Regions from separate parts of the Mus musculus genome. Here region 2 is linked to region 1. Evidence: chromatin contacts called from ENCODE POLR2A ChIA-PET data. All regions are on one chromosome and are shown on one strand. The core of a region is the stretch at or near the end of the contact, and the rest is flanking DNA. Distances in the headings are between cores, read along the strand shown.

Region 1 (7,678 bases), core at 2,971-5,470:
GAATTCAGGACAGACTGGCTGTAAACAAGTCTACTAGTCCAAAGCTAACCTGGGCTACACAAGTTCCAGGCCTACCTAGGCTCTATCATGAGACCATTTCTTAGACAAAAATTAATTAAAATTATAAAAGGAAAGGAAAAGAGAATAAGAAAAAAGGAATAAGAGTGCTCTTCCAACAGAAGTCTGCACTGATCACACTACTGAGAAACCTTGTGTGGGCAATATTCTGTTTTCTTTTCTTTTTTTTTTAAGATTTATTTATTTATTATATGTAAGTACACTGTAGCTGTCTTCAGACACACCAGATGAGGGCGTCAGATCTCGTTACGGATGGTTGTGAGCCACCATGTGGTTGCTGGGACTTGAACACGACCTTTGGAAGAGCAGTCGGGTACTCTTACCCACTGAGCCATCACACCAGCCCAGTATTCTGTTTTCTACCTCAATGTTTTTAGAAAGTTTCTCTCTGTTTTGTACCTATATTAGTTGTGAATTTATTGTTCTCATTGTTAGTGCAGGGTTTTAGATTCAAAATGCATTCACTATAATGTAGACAACTTTGAAACATTTATTGAACTTCATGGTTATAAAAAAAAAGTACTACACATTGTTCAGGTTTTGAAAATAAAGGCAAAATAAACAATTCTTATTTACCCTCTAACGGGGGTGGGGGGGGGGGAAGCCCTGTATAACAAAGAAGAAAAAGACAAGAAAGAGGAAAAGAAAGCATACCGCAAATACAGTTCTCTATTGTCTTTCCCCCACTTAGCAATGCCTGAAACCTCTCCACTGTTAAAACCCTTCATAAATATCTTTTTGATATTTGCATTATGTCATGTCTTTTGATGGCACCATAATGTGACTGCTCCCCTGTTACTGGGCATCTATAATATTGCCAGTCTGTTCTTTACAAAGGCACACTCAGCATCATGATGAACGTAACTGTTCTCACAAGTTCCTTTGGACTTCTAAAGGAAGAATTGCTAAGTCAAAGGGTAGGAGCACTGCTGAGACATTTTACACACTCAGTCACTGTTTTTCAGAAAGGCTGCACTGTCTGCCTCTCGTGGCATTTGAGAACGTCTGCTCCATGACACACTGCTTGACGTGACAATTAAAGCTCTTTGAGAGCTAGAGTGCTTTGGGAGCTGGAAAAGTCTTGCCTGTTGTTTCCATGTTCGCGCCTTTGATTAACAGAAAGAACTCAAGTTAATATATTAGCTATTTGATTCCAGTTCCCTCCTATGGCTATATGGGAAGTCCCACAGTAATGAGCTTGCAAAGGGTTCATTTTGCCTCACAGTTTCTGAGCTTTCACTTTATGACCAGCTGGTCCCATTGTATTGGGGACTGTGGCAGGGCCACACCAGGGTCCGTGTGCGCAGCAGAGCAAAAGCCCTTCAGTTATGAGGCACCAAGCAAAATGACAGAACAGAAGGACCCAGAGCCCCACAACCCCCTTGGGTTGACCTCTTGACTTCTAGTGCTCATAAGTCCCATCCTTTCAAAATGCCTCTAAAGAGACCGAGGCTTTAACACAGAGGCCTTGAGAATATTCCATAATAATAGTGTGCTTAAGTTTTTTGTCCATTTTCTGCTAGATTCTATTTTACTTTTCTATTATGACACAACAAATTTTTACACTAAGTTGCTTTTTAAAAATACTTCTTATCTCATAGTCACTAAGGTGTTGGCTCAGGTGGGCTGGACTCTTATCTAGAAATTCTGGTAAATAGTCCAAATTCAAAGTCATCTGGATTGTTGACAAAAATCCTGGTTTTGGTAACTTCCTGTTGGTTGTCAGCCAGGGGGCCACTCTTGGTAGTTTTACACCTTCCAAATTCCTCAAGGCTACCTAGAGTCCTCAGCAATGATATCGTCCATCTTCAAATCAGCTACAGTATGTTGAGTCTTCTTGATTTCCCAGTCATAGAAAGCTCTACACTTTTATGGGAACTCTTCAATTAGATCCACCTTGACAACCTCTCCACTCTAATCTCAAGTGTGTCATGTACTATAACATACATAGTCAGGTAGACATGACTTCTGTGATGGTTGTGAGGATTAGAGGAAAACACAAAAACAAAGTTAGCAGAAGGTCGTGATGGAGCTATGCCTGTCCCAGAGTCTTGGGTGTCAAATTAACAATGTGTCTGCAGGTTTTCTGATAAACCTCCAGTGCGTGAATCTACCAAATAAAACACCACAAGCCATCGTACTGTCACAGCACTAAAGGCAAGCGTGAGTGAGGCTGCTGTGTGGCAATAAAGAATTCTGAGCATATAATGTTGTGAACACTGATACCTGAGCCATTTTAATTGTGGCAAAATACTCAAAACATAAAATTTACCATGGTAACCACTAAGCCAAGCATTGTCATGCAGCCCAACCCCCACTGGTCTTTCATCTTGCAGTCCACCCATTCAACAAGAACTTCCCCCTCATGCCGGGCGTGGTGGCACACGCCTTTAATCCCAGCACTTGGGAGGCAGAGGCAGGCGGATTTCTGACTTTGAGGCCAGCCTGGTCTACAAAGTGAGTTCCAGGACAGCCAGGGCTATACAGAGAAACCCTGTCTCGAAAAACCAAAAAAAAAAAACAAAACAAACAAAAACAAACAAACAAACAAACAAAAAAAAGAACTCCCCCCTCCACGCCTTCCCGAACACTTGACAATTATTCATCTGCTTTTCAGTAGTGGAATATTTTAATTTGATATACTCATCAAACACTTATTCTAGGTACTGTTCCAGGGGCTTTAAAAACATCAAGTGGCACATGCCTTTAATTCCAGCAGAGGCAGGTGGATCTCTGTGAATTCAAGACCAGCCTAATCTACATAGCAATTTCCAGGCTAAACAGGGTTACATAGAGAGACTCTCTCAAAAAAAACATACATATTTAATAACTCATTGAATCTTTGATGAGGTGGCTATTATTCCCATTCTACAGATTAGGAAACAGCTAAATTGAGTAAACTTTCCAGGATGACGAAATGAGAAAGTGACCAAACAAGAATTTAAGCTGAAGTAAGCTTTCAGGATCTTGCCAGAACAATAGCATTGTTAAAGTACTTACTATAAAGACAAACACACAAGTTATTGATGTTATTTCTTGGTACATGACATTTACACACTTCGTGTCAATTTAACCTAATACTTGACTCCTAGTGAAGTTAGATTATGTTACCAAGGTAACACATGTATATTGACCTTTTAAAGACCTCATTTTTGCTATGGTATTTCTTTAAGTAAATGAAATAAAAACTACTTGGTGTTTTAAGCAACCACTTATAACGTGTACTATTCTATAATGCTGTATAAGTACAAGTCACAATTTATTATGATTTGTTGAAAATATTTTACAGGAAAAACCCAGAAGTTTCTTTCTAGTTCCATGGATCAAAGAAAAAAAGGGGAGGAACTAAATAACATTTACAATAATATATCTCAATCTTTTTAACCTGTAAAGGCGCCTTGCTTTGCAAACTATACATATAAGCCCAGCCTCTATTTGTCTTCTGAAATCAGAATTTTTTTTCCAGCTTAAGGGCCTGAGGACTCCTTATCTTGTTTTGTTTGTTTTGTTTTTGTTTTCTAGCTTAATAAGCTTTTCATACAAGACCAATCTATCATTAGTCCTGTACTGTCATTTACTATACATTCAAAATGGGCTCAGTCAATAGAAAGAACAAACGTAGCGTTTCTCTGGGGCTAAAAGCTCTACTGGGGTTTGGTTTCTATGATCGCTGGGGAGGGGTTACTAAAAACAACGCAGAAACAGGATCACCTTATTCAACTACTTTCTAATTTGCGTTACTTGATTCACAAAAAATAAACACCAGGTCATGTCTTCCTCCTCACTTAGCCACCCACAAATGAAGTGCTATCCCCAGCGCGAAATACAACAGAAAGCGGTGCGTGGGAAGAACCCCGGCGACCCCGGGGAGCTCCGGGGATGCGTCATCCCGTCCCCCTCCCCGCCCAAGGCCGCCGTGAGGAGGATGCTCACCGCGGCTCTGGTCCCTTCTCCCCTGCGGCCTGCAGCCGACCCCCGGCAGGACCCCGACCCGGGCAGCCCGCCCTCCTCACCGCCAGCGACTGCGCTCCAGCTGCCGACCATCCCGGCCCGGCTCTGTTTACAAGCGGCTTCTCGCGGTCCCACGCCCAAAAGCTTCCCCGCGGCAGCCCGGCAACAGGATCCGATTACACAGAGTTCCAGCCGGTGAGGACCGGTCCCTCCTACGGGAGGAGCAGGCGGTCGGGCGGGGCCTGACCTCCTTATCTTATTGTTTGCTTTACAGCCTTTATCCCAGGCTTGGTCCCTTCCACGTTCTTCCCAAGACCGAGGATGTTTGCAGTTAAAACTGTCACTTGGAACCTACCAGGGCAGGGCCAGCTAGCAGCAGTTGCTAAGAATAAGAGAATTTCTCAGAAATAATGCTTTCCAAACATAGGAATGAACTGCTTGTCATCTTTGGATAGGTGCACGAACTGCTTTTCATCTTTAGTTAGGTTCACGGTTTTAAAGGATGTGGTTGAGGGGAAATGTCTCTAACCTGGCTGTGGATTCCTAGTCTAGCAGCTAGGGCTTAGGGAAGGGCAAGAAGTCACCTCTCCTGAGGTCTGCTGGTAACCAGCCACTTTGCAAAGACGTGCAGTTCCGGTTGGATGAATCTTCCTTTCAGTTTTCAGTCTTAATTTGCCATCACAGCATACTTCTTAGTCGGTTTTTTTTTTTTTTTTTTTTTTCAATTAAGCTTAGTAAGAGAGGGGCGGGGGCGGGGTAGCACACACTTTTAATCCCAGCACTGGCACTGAGGAGGCACAGGCAAGTGAACCTGTGTGAGTTTGAAGCCAACCTGGTCTACACAGAGAGTTCCGGGCCAACCAGAGCTACAGGCTTTGTCTCAAAAGCAAAAGCAAGCCAAGCAGTGGTGTCACAAACCTTTAATCCCAGCACTCAGGAGGCAGAAGCAGGTGGATCTCTGTGAGTCTGAGCCCCTCCACCCTTGTCTACAGAGTGAGTTCCAAAACAAAACAACAACAAAAGCAAACAAAGCACAAACAAACGCGTGTAAGTCAATGACCAGTATCCATATTCTGTTTAAAAATGGAGAGAATTAGGACTCAACAGGATATATAATATTTTTTTTGAAAGTCAAATCTTTAAAAAGTACAGAATCAAATTGTGATTGGTTGAATAGATTTGGCTCCCATAGACTCATGTTTCAATGCTTGGCCATAAGGAATGGCACTATCAGAGGTGTGACCTTATTGGAGTAGGTACATTCTTGTTGGAGGAAGTGACTGCTACTTAAGCCGGCTTTGAGATTGCTGTATACTAAGGTATAGGTATATTAAGCTCTGCCCAGTATGGAATCAGAGCCTCCTCCCAGCTGCCTGAAGTAGACTGTCTCCTTCTGGTTGTCTTGGCATCTAGATGTCGAACTCTTGGGTCTTCCAGCACTTGCCTGTACACTGCAAAGTTCCTGCCATAATAATAATGGACTGAACTTTTGAAGCTGTTAAGCCAGCCCCCAATTAAATGTTTGTCTTTATGAGAGTTGCCTTGGGCCGGGCGTGGTGGCACACACCTTTAATCCCAGTACTTGGGAGACAGAGGCAGGCGGATTTCTGAGTTCGAGGTCAGCATTTCTGAGTTCGAGGTCAGCCTGGTCTACAAAGTGAGTTCCAGGACAGCCAGGGCTATACAGAGAAACCCTGTCTTGAAAAAAACCAAAAAAAAAAAAAAAAAAAAAAAAAAAAAAAGAGTTGCCTTGGTCATGGTATCTCTTCACAGCAATGAAAATTCTGACTAGGACAGAAGTAGAGATATGTTTGTCTAACTAAAACACAAATTCATAACATATAGCTTCCCAAATATTTACTATATAAAATTCCAAATATAGTCCGTAGTCAGGAGACTAAAAGACACTGAAACAAGAAACACAATAAAGTAGTTACGATTTTTACCCTTGTTTAAAAAAAGATGATTCCAGCATCATCTGTACTGGAACTTCATTACTGAAAGCAAATTCAGAGTGTAACAACTTAGATTTAAGAAAACAAACCCAAACATTTATTGTCTTTAAATCTATGTTTGTGAAATGACTGAATTTACTTCTGATCACTAACACAGGAATCCAATAATTCCATCTGAGAAGCTGTTGACTTCTGGGCTAGTCAACATCTGGGAATATTTTGTTCTTTTAAATTCAAAATAGTTACATTCACATCAGCACTCAAAAGGCAGTCAGCTGCTGCCTTTGTCACTATGTTAATAGACTGTGTTTTTAGAGAAGTTTTAGGTTCTCAGAAGAGTCCTCACAGACTTCTTGCCACTGCATATGAACCACCTCCCTACATCCGAGCATCCTGCATCACAATAGGACATTCATTATCATCTATGAACCTCTGCAGGTGAATGGTTAGTTTACAATTTGCATTAGGGTCACTATGTTTACCTACGTTTTATGCTATCATCCAGAAAGGCTTCTCTTTGAGCAATCAGAAACATTTTTTTTTTTTTTTTTTTTTTTTTTTTTTGGTTTTTCAAGACAGTGTTTCTCTGTATAGTCTTGGCTGTCCTGGAACTCACTTTGTAGACCAGGCTGGCCTTGAACTCAGAAATCCACCTGTCTCTGCCTCCCAAGTGCTGGGATTAAAGGCGTGCGCCACCATGCCCCGCAATCAGAAACATTTTAATAGAGAATAGAAATGCCTAGGTTCATCTAATATAACCATTGTCCACAGCTACTTTCTTATTTAAAGACTTGTAGTGGCCTTCCATATACTAGCAGGGAGAGTTCAGACTGCATACCTCTCTACCCACTGCCATTTACTTGGAGATAGATGCTTCGTTTTCCCTTTAGTTGGCACTCATACTCACTTAGGAAGCTTGTGCCTACCTCCAAATCACAATGTAAGTATGTAGGAAATGCTAAGCACATCCTACTCTCTATGGTATCTTCCTCTCGGTCATGGTGGTTGATCCAAGGACGGGCATTTGTGTAAGTTACTTTGCTATGGGCAGATATATGACAAAAAGTAATTTTAGAGGGAAAAGGGTTTGTTTGGTCCTGTAGTTCAAGGGAATACAGTCTAGACTGGCAGGGAAGAATGAGAGAGACAGCCACATTGTATATGCAGTAAGTGAGAGAGAGGACAGTAAATGGGGCTGGGCCAAGAAACCTTAAGACCCACCTCCACTGACCCACTTCCTCAAGCAGGACCCACCTCACATCCTTCCTTCAACTGTGGACTAGGTGTTTAAATACATGAGCCTACGGGGAGGGGGCCATTTCCCATTCAAAACACAATAGTATGTGACCTAAACAGAGCCATTCCCTAAAAATTTCCTATTTGAAACTTTGTAACAAATCGTGCCTATTGGCTCACAGGGCTGGAAGGAAGCAGGTTGGAGGTTTTTGGTGGCGGGATTTCCTATCTCATAGAGAATGTCTCTCTGAGGAAGGAAGAAGGAATGTTGGATGGAGTAGGAGTAGCTCAATGGAGACTTGGGGTTGAAGAGAGTGGGAAGCCAAGAAAAAAGCCTTACCTGAGCCCCCCAAATCTCCTTCTGTCTGAACTAACCTTACTCTATGTCACTGATTGAACCTGTGCTTGCTCATTTATAAGTAGAAGTGTAACTGATAGACCGCCTTTCCTGGCGTATC
Region 2 (7,678 bases), core at 2,454-4,953, 220 kb before region 1:
GCCTCCTCTAACTTATTCAAGACACGACAAGGGCGGCTGGCTCTATCGGGGATGAGAAAGATGGCAGCTCGGCTGCCAAGAGCCCAACGCTTGCTGAGCAAGGTTAAGGAGGCTCACAAAACTCTAACCTTATCATGTGAGGGATGGTCCTAACCACATCATGGTCTACTTTCACAGAGGACTTGAGGGGGCTAGACACAGAAAGAGCAGATGGCCTCTGGCCTCTAAGTGTCCTGGACATTTTAAGCACTGTAAGAAGAAACTACCTTAAAACACACACACACACACACACACACACACACACTCCACACCTTCCCACTCACAGCAGCCTTTCACTGTTCACATTTATAAAAAAAAAAAAAAAAGACACGTATAGGAAATATATTTTCCTAATTTAGACCACACAGTCCAAAAAAACCTGAACCAACAGTAACCTCATTACAATGCCAATTTGAGGATTATGTAGCCCCCAAAGCAAAGGTAAATTTTGTTGCCAAAATGCAACAAAGTTAAAACTTAAAATACATATAAATTAAAAACAAGGTACTTCTAAAGAAAGCAGTAAGAAATGCAAACTAGAATACACTTAACCCACTGCCCTGCGAGCCGAGCCCCCTGTAGAAGACTGGGGACAGGTAATCTCTTGAAACCGCCCCCTTTTCCTCTCCAAGCCACTCTGGGAGGGGGCATCAGCACCAAGAAGGTAAACGGAAGTGACCTTCACAAAGCTACCAAGCGAAACAACTGCCCCCTTCAACTTCCAGCACTGTCCCTGGGCCTCGGCCTCCAGGCCTTCCTATACGTGCGACAGGGACACTTGCTTGTGGTATGCGGCGGTGGGGCCAGGCGGCCCGGTCCTGCCGGTGAGCGCGGCGCTGGCCTCCGCATAGTCTCCTGCGGCCATAGCGCCACCGCTCTTGTGGCCCCGCCGAGAGCTGCAGCAGCAGCGGCTGGTGAACCGCCGCCAAGACTCCAGAGTCTTGCCGGACCAGATCCAGACTCCCGACGTGATGCCCACCACCAGGCACATGAAGTACTTGAGCATGAGCACCCAGTACTCGGGTTTGGCGCGTGGCTGGCCAGCGTCCGGTCCCGGACACGCGCAGGTGAGGGCTGCCTCCCAGCTCTCCCGGTAGTGCTGCTCATACAGGTAGCAGGCCACCACGATGCTGGCTGGCACCGTGTAGAGCAGGGTGAAGATGCCGATGCGGATCATGAGCTTCTCTAGCTTGTCCGTCTTAGTGCCACCCTGCTTGATGACGCTCCGGATGCGGAAGAGTGACACGAAGCCTGCCAGAAGGAAGAGCGTGCCCACCAACAGGTACAGCACCAGTGGGCCCAAGACAAAGCCTCGTAGTGAGTTCAGGTTTTGGTTGCCCACATAGCAGATGCCAGCCACTGGGTCCCCGTCCACCGAGCTCAGTGCCAGCGCCGTAATGGACTTGACACTGGGGATGAGCCAGGCAGCAAGGTGGAAGTACTGTGCATAACCTGCGATGGCTTCATTGCCCCACTTCATGCCAGCCGCCAAGAACCAGGTGAGCGACAGGATGACCCACCAGATGGAGCTGGCCATGCCAAAGAAATAGACTAAGAGGAAGACAACCGTGCACAGCGCAGGGCCGGTAGTCTCATAGTGAATGTGGCTGTGCTCACGGCTGCAAGCGACGCTGGCATGGCCCACTACCAGGCGCACCAAGAATCCCAGTGACACACACAGGTAGCACGCAGACAAGAAGATGATGGGGCGCTCAGGGTAGCGGAATCGTTCCATGTCAATGAGGAAGGTGGCAACGGTGGTGGACGTGGAGATGAAGCACAGCACAGACCACAGGCCAATCCAGAAGGTGGCGAATGTGCGCTCGTCCGGGCTGAAGGACGGCTGGTAGCAGGGCACCGCGCAGTTGGGCACTTGGCCGGTGCGCACCTTGTTGTAGAGTGGGTGTGACTCCTTCAGGATGGGCACGAAGGGCTCGCGGCACGTGCACACGGATGGGCCTCCCGAGGGGCACTCGCCCCCGGAAGATGGCGCCCCTGGTGGTCCTGGGAGTGTAGGTTTGGCCGGGAAGGACTTAGGGGACGCGGTGGTGGCTTCGCTTCGGTTATAATCCATACACAGAACCTCGGCGTCGCCGCCCAGCACAGGGAGGCGGTCGCAGCTCATGCGCTCGGGCCAGGCGAAGCCGTACTGGCGCATGAGCGGCGAGCAGCCGGCCTTGGCGCGCTCGCACACGGAACGGCACGGTGGTAGCGGCTTGTGGTAGTCAGGCAAACAGATGGGCGTGTACATAGAGCACAGGAAGAAGCGCAGGTCCGGTGAGCAGTGGATCTCCACAAGCGGCCAGAATTGGTGCACCTCCAGGCCTGCTTCGTCCTGCGTGTCATGGTTGAACTGGTTGGGCATGTGCGTCAGGTTGTAGCCGATGCCTCGGCACATGGGCACCGTGATTTCCTGGCACACCGGGGCCTTGGAGGCGGCCGCTGCCCGGCCCACCAGCTGCGCCAGCAACAGCAGCAGAAGAGAGGGAGGCGCAGACGGGTCGGGTCGAGCCATCGTCTCCTTCTTCCCTTTGCCTCCCGCTGCCTGAGAGGGTCTGCGTTGGCCGACGAATCTGCGGCCGGGGCTTCCCTCTCCGGAGTCTTGAGTGTGACGCCCGGGCTGGCAACCTGTTGGTTTCTTTTTCTCTTAAAGAAATCCGTCCAAAGATAAACTGTTTCTGGAAGGCGCTGCCTCCGCCGGCAGCACTCAGTTCCACACCAGATAGGGCTGGAGGGATGATTAGGGCTCCGACTCCAAGGACAGAACTCTTAAAAGAGAAGGTAGGGGAAAAGAAAAATCGCAACCACTCCTCTTAGAGGAGCGCCAACCACTTGGTCTCCGCAAACCAGCTCCAATCTCAAGATTAACTCCTTTCCTCCCCTCCTCCTAGAACCAAACTTCAGACGCCCCCACCCCCTCCACCCCACTGCCCGCGCCCGCCTCTCTTTTCTGGCCCGGCCCTGCAGGCTGTGCCTGGGGCCAGAGAGCTCAGTCCCCGAGATGGGGGCAGAGGAACCGGGTGAACTGGGAAGACGCGGGCTCTCACCTCGGAGGATCCTGCTGGGCGGCAGATGTCTGCGACCAGCCGGGCTCCTCAGTCGCGCGACTCCGAATCGGGCCAGAGCTGGGAAAGTTTAACGACAAGCTAGGTACCTGTGGCGGCGACACATGGCAGCAGGTGGAGGGCGTTTCAGAGAGCAGGGCGCCCCTCGACCATGGGCGGCGCGGGCCGGTCACTCGCCTTCTCTTCCTTCGGGGCCCCCTGCATGATTCGGGCAGAGCAAGGCAGGGGCAGGCCGTGCCTTCCACCGGCGTCCCGGGGCCGGGACGAAGGGCAAGGGCGCCGGGCAGCACTTGAACTGCGCGGAGGGGTGCGGCAGCCGGAGGGGACCCCGCCACCTCACAGCACAGCGAGCAGCCAGCGCTGGTCGGGCGGGGACTGCATAGTCCGCACCCGCCGCCGCGTCCCGCCAGCCGCTCGCCGCCTCCCCTGCAGGGGGCTCCGCGCTCCAGCAGACTCCGGGGGGCGGTGGCGGCGCTCTCGGGACGCGCCCCGCTCGGCTCCTCCCCCGCGCTCTCGCACTCTTTCGCCCACCTCCAGGGAGCTCCGAGCTGTGCGCGACGGCAGAGGACAAGTCGCGGCCGCAGGCTGACTGCCCTCTCCCGCCCCGCCCGGGTCACCTGCCTCTAATGCCCGCCGGGAGGCCCCGCCCCGGGACCGCCCCTCCCGCCCCCTCCCGCCCTGCCCCGAGCTGGGCCGTCCCACGAATCGCTCTCCGGGTCCCCGCCCACCGCCCCGCTGTCCTGGCCTCTCCGCGAGCGCCCCGCGGCCCCGCCCGGAGCGGGCAGCGGAAGAGCGTCGGCCAATAGTGGACCGGGAAGTTACGAGGGCGGGGTCAATGCTAATGAGTCCTCCCAGAGAACCCGGGCGGGAAACCTGGCCCCAAGTCCTTCTGGAGTTCTCTGCGGTGGTTCACCAGGATGGTGCTCACTTTCCTGAGGGCTCTGTTCTCTGAACGCCGGCTTCCAGGGCCTCCACCAGGCCACCTCTCTCCAGCTGAGTGTCCTTATCGAGGTCTGGCGCTTGTTTAAAGGGATGAGAGGTCAATTCGGTTGTGCCACCTGTCCTCTTTCTAAGCTGCCTTGTGCTAGGTGACAGACGTGCTAGTACTTAATGAGCAACCTCGTGTTAGTTAATCGTTTACACCTTGATACGCGATCTGGATACCGTAGGATTCTGAGGCCAGAACACCTCAGAACTTGACCTACACAGCTGAGCTAACAAGACAGCAGAGACGTTGACAAACTTGTGCCCCTCCCTGTGCGAGCTCCTGGCACACAATAGGCGCTCTGACCTGGAATCCCAAACCAGAAGCTGGGCAGCAGAGTTCACAATCTTTACCACTCACCCCTCCCTTAGAAATATCGATATTTCCCAGGCTTTGCCCTTTTATATATAACAAAATCTTGTCCTTGTGACAAGAGAATGAATTTCTTTCCAGTTTTGGAAGTCTCTAGAGACGTTAGTCCTTAGCAGTTGCGGTTTATAATCCCTGGCAGATCCGAATTTGCCCACAGAGAAAAACTCTTGAACTGGAGCAGTGTACAGCTCAGGGTGCTTGGTCCCCCAGGGTTGGCTGCTGTGCACTCTGGCGAGGTTGAGACCGGATAACCGGGGCGTACTGGGGCAGTGGGAACCGTGAAAAGACCTGCTGCGCACAGTCAACGCAGGGACACGCAGTGGCGCTCTCCTGATGGGTTAGTATACTCCAAGTTTTAAATGTCCCACAAATGCCTCTCTTCTACGAGTTCTAATTAGGCTGGGAGACCGAGGTGTTTAGCATGCTTGAAATTCGTTCACACGCTTATGAAGAGGCTTTAAATTGTAGACTGCTCCTTCACTCCTCCTTCCGCTGGGGGAGGGGAGTGGGAGGGATTTGAAGTAGGGGAGGGCATAGGAGTACTTGAAGGACTCTGAACTGGCCTCACTGACTGAGATCTGTTGGGTTGTTATTGTCTTCTGTGCCGTCTGTACGGGCTGAAAAGCCATCTTCAGTTTATCAGCAAGGCGTTGTGGAGGCTAATGAAACTCCGTGTTTAATCTCAGACATCACAGCTAAATGTTTATAATGTATATTGCTTCATTCCCTAGAATTCTACCTCTTTTATTATTCTATCTCCCTAGAATTTAATCTCTTTAGTTCTTAGTAACTGCTTGGCCCTCGGGGTCTAGAAACATCCCGGGCTAAGAATTATTGGAGGGGTGAAAAACTATAGCACACCAGTCAGATAAGGAAGGACCCGTAGTGGAAAGTATGTCCAGCCTGCCGACATGCCAAGGGAGGCTGCTACACTTTATGTGCTGTGTATGTTGCTGCGATGGACAAGTGTTGGCTAATAATAAAAATTATTTGGAAGTTGGAGAATGTAAACTACTCACACTGGAATTCACCCAGGAACCTTGGGTTGTTCCACTTGGTTCTGCCTAGACCATTACTGTCTTACTGCTCTGTCAACCTTCCTTAACAACAAAAATCTGACTTTTGCTTAGAGATCCCAAGTAGTTACAGTAGTAATGGAAGGGAACGTTGGCTGGGTGTGGTGGCTCAGACCTCTAAATCCAACACTCTATAGGGGGACAGCAGGAAGATTCTGAGTTTGAAGACAACCTGGGCTACACTGACAGTCTGTGTTTCAAAACAAAATCCAAAAAAGGTGACAAAGTAAACGTGTATCTTTTTTTGTGTGTGTGTTGTTTTAGTTTTTGCTTTCCCACATATATTACTTAAAGGTTATTTTAAGATATGCTGATTGGGGCTGGAGCTCAGCAGTTAAAGAGCATTGTGTGCTCTTTCAGAGGACCTGGGTTCAGTTCCCAGTACCCACACAGTGGCTCACAACCATCTGTACAATCCCAGGAGAGCTGGTCCTTCCTCTCTTATACCCTTCATGGCTGCCATGCATAGACCTGGTACACATGCATGCATGCAAGCAAAACATTCATACACCTAAAGATAAATCTAAAAACAGAATAGTTTTTTTAAAGTATGCTGAGTACTTAACATACCTCAGGCAGGCTGCTAAATATTTTGCCTCGTTTAATGCTTGGAATAATCATATACAGAAACTGTCACCAGAACAACTCATTGGGTTTATTGGGTGTAACTAGTCCACAAAAAGGGTAGCAGTCGATATTTCTTATACTTCATTATTATTACAGTTAATAACAATGCGGTACAATTGTAAATTACTAAGAGTAGACTTTAAGTGTTCTTATCACAACACACACAAAGATAAGTATGTGGGCTAGAAATGCAACTCATTTAGTTACCTATCGAACACAAAGACCCAGGTTCAATTCCCAATACCACCTAAAACTAGGCATTGTCCTCATGCCTATAATCCCAGGATTTAAGAGGTGGGGCCTGGAAGGTCAGAAGTTCAAAGTCATCCATCATCGACTGCGATCAAGTTGGAGGCCAGCCTGGGTTACAGGAAACTTAAAAAACAAAAACAGAAACAGAAAACAAAAGAAAAAAGACCCATGTGTTACATATGCTAAAATAGTTTGAATTAACCATCCCAGCAGACATAGCTATATCTAAGCAGCAGGATGTAGTCATAAACATATACAATTTGTACTTAATCAATTTAAAGAGTTCTTTCCGGCCTAGAGAGACGGCTCAATCAAAAAGTCCGTTCTCTCAAGCATAAGAACTCCCAACACCCACTAAAAGCTGCAAATGGTGAATGCCAATAATCCCAGCACTGACGATTCCTCGGGCTTGTTGGCCTGCCAGTCCAGTGGTATCAGTGAGCTCCCGTTTCAGTAAGAGACCCTGTCTCACAAAGCAACAGAGGAAGACACTCACCACAGGCTTCCAACCTCCAAGTGAGCTTGCGCACATAAGAATAAACCCACCCACATGAACATGTGCACACAGTAAATACATAGTTTAATTTAAACTTAATTTTTATTGTTTTTGTTTGTTTGTTTGTTTGTTTGTTTTTTGGTTTTTTGAGACAGGGTTTCTCTGTATAGCCCTGGCTGTCCTGAAACTCATTTTATAGACCAGGTTGGCCTCGAACTCAGAAATCTGCCTGCCTCTGCCTCCCGAGTGCTGGGATTAAAGGCTTGTGCCACCACGCCCAGCTTTAAACTTAATTATTAAAATTCCCTTTAAAGTGCAAAATTTTTCTTCTGAGGTTCAATTTATTATACAAACAATTAGAATACTTTTTTTAAAAGTACCAATTGTGTGTGTGCAGCACTGGAGATTGAACCTAGGGTCTTGCACATCCTACGCAAGTTCTCAGTCACTGAGATAGACACTCTATCAGCCCATACAAATATTTCAAATTCAATTTTATTTGTTATTAGTACTGTAGGTATGTATCCTGGTTCGAGTATGCCATGGTGCTGTGTGCCAGTCAGAGCTCTCTTTCTACCCGGGTTCCAGGGTTAAACTCGGGCTAATGGTTTTGCATGCCAAGCTCTTTTGCCTGCTGAGCCATCTCATCAGTCCGAAGATAACATTTTTTATTGGGTTTTTTTGTTTGTTTGTTTGGTTGGTTGGTTGGTTGGGTTTTTGGGGGGTGCTTTTGTTTTTGTTGTGGTGGTTTTTTTGTTTGTTTGTT

The links. ChIA-PET counts read pairs that join two places held with the same protein, here RNA polymerase II (POLR2A).
Region 2: POLR2A ChIA-PET joins it to region 1 with 24 read pairs in Patski. The contact joins the promoter of Fzd5 here to the promoter of Plekhm3 in region 1. POLR2A ChIA-PET finds 5 or more read pairs at or near these places in 4 of 5 experiments (Patski and embryonic stem cell).

What each region holds. Positions count from the first base shown.
Region 1 is chr1:64,952,604-64,960,281 of GRCm38, forward strand. Plekhm3 (pleckstrin homology domain containing, family M, member 3) reads right to left here and starts at 4,221. Exons shown (of 8, transcript NM_001039493.1): 1 at 4,092-4,221. It overlaps Gm51627 (predicted gene, 51627), which reads left to right and starts at 3,976. Exons shown (of 3, transcript NR_165472.1): 1 at 3,976-4,224.
Region 2 is chr1:64,734,047-64,741,724 of GRCm38, forward strand. Fzd5 (frizzled class receptor 5) reads right to left here and starts at 3,704. Exons shown (of 2, transcript NM_022721.3): 1 at 3,087-3,704; 2 at 1-2,807. The coding sequence starts at 2,554. The coding sequence ends at 797.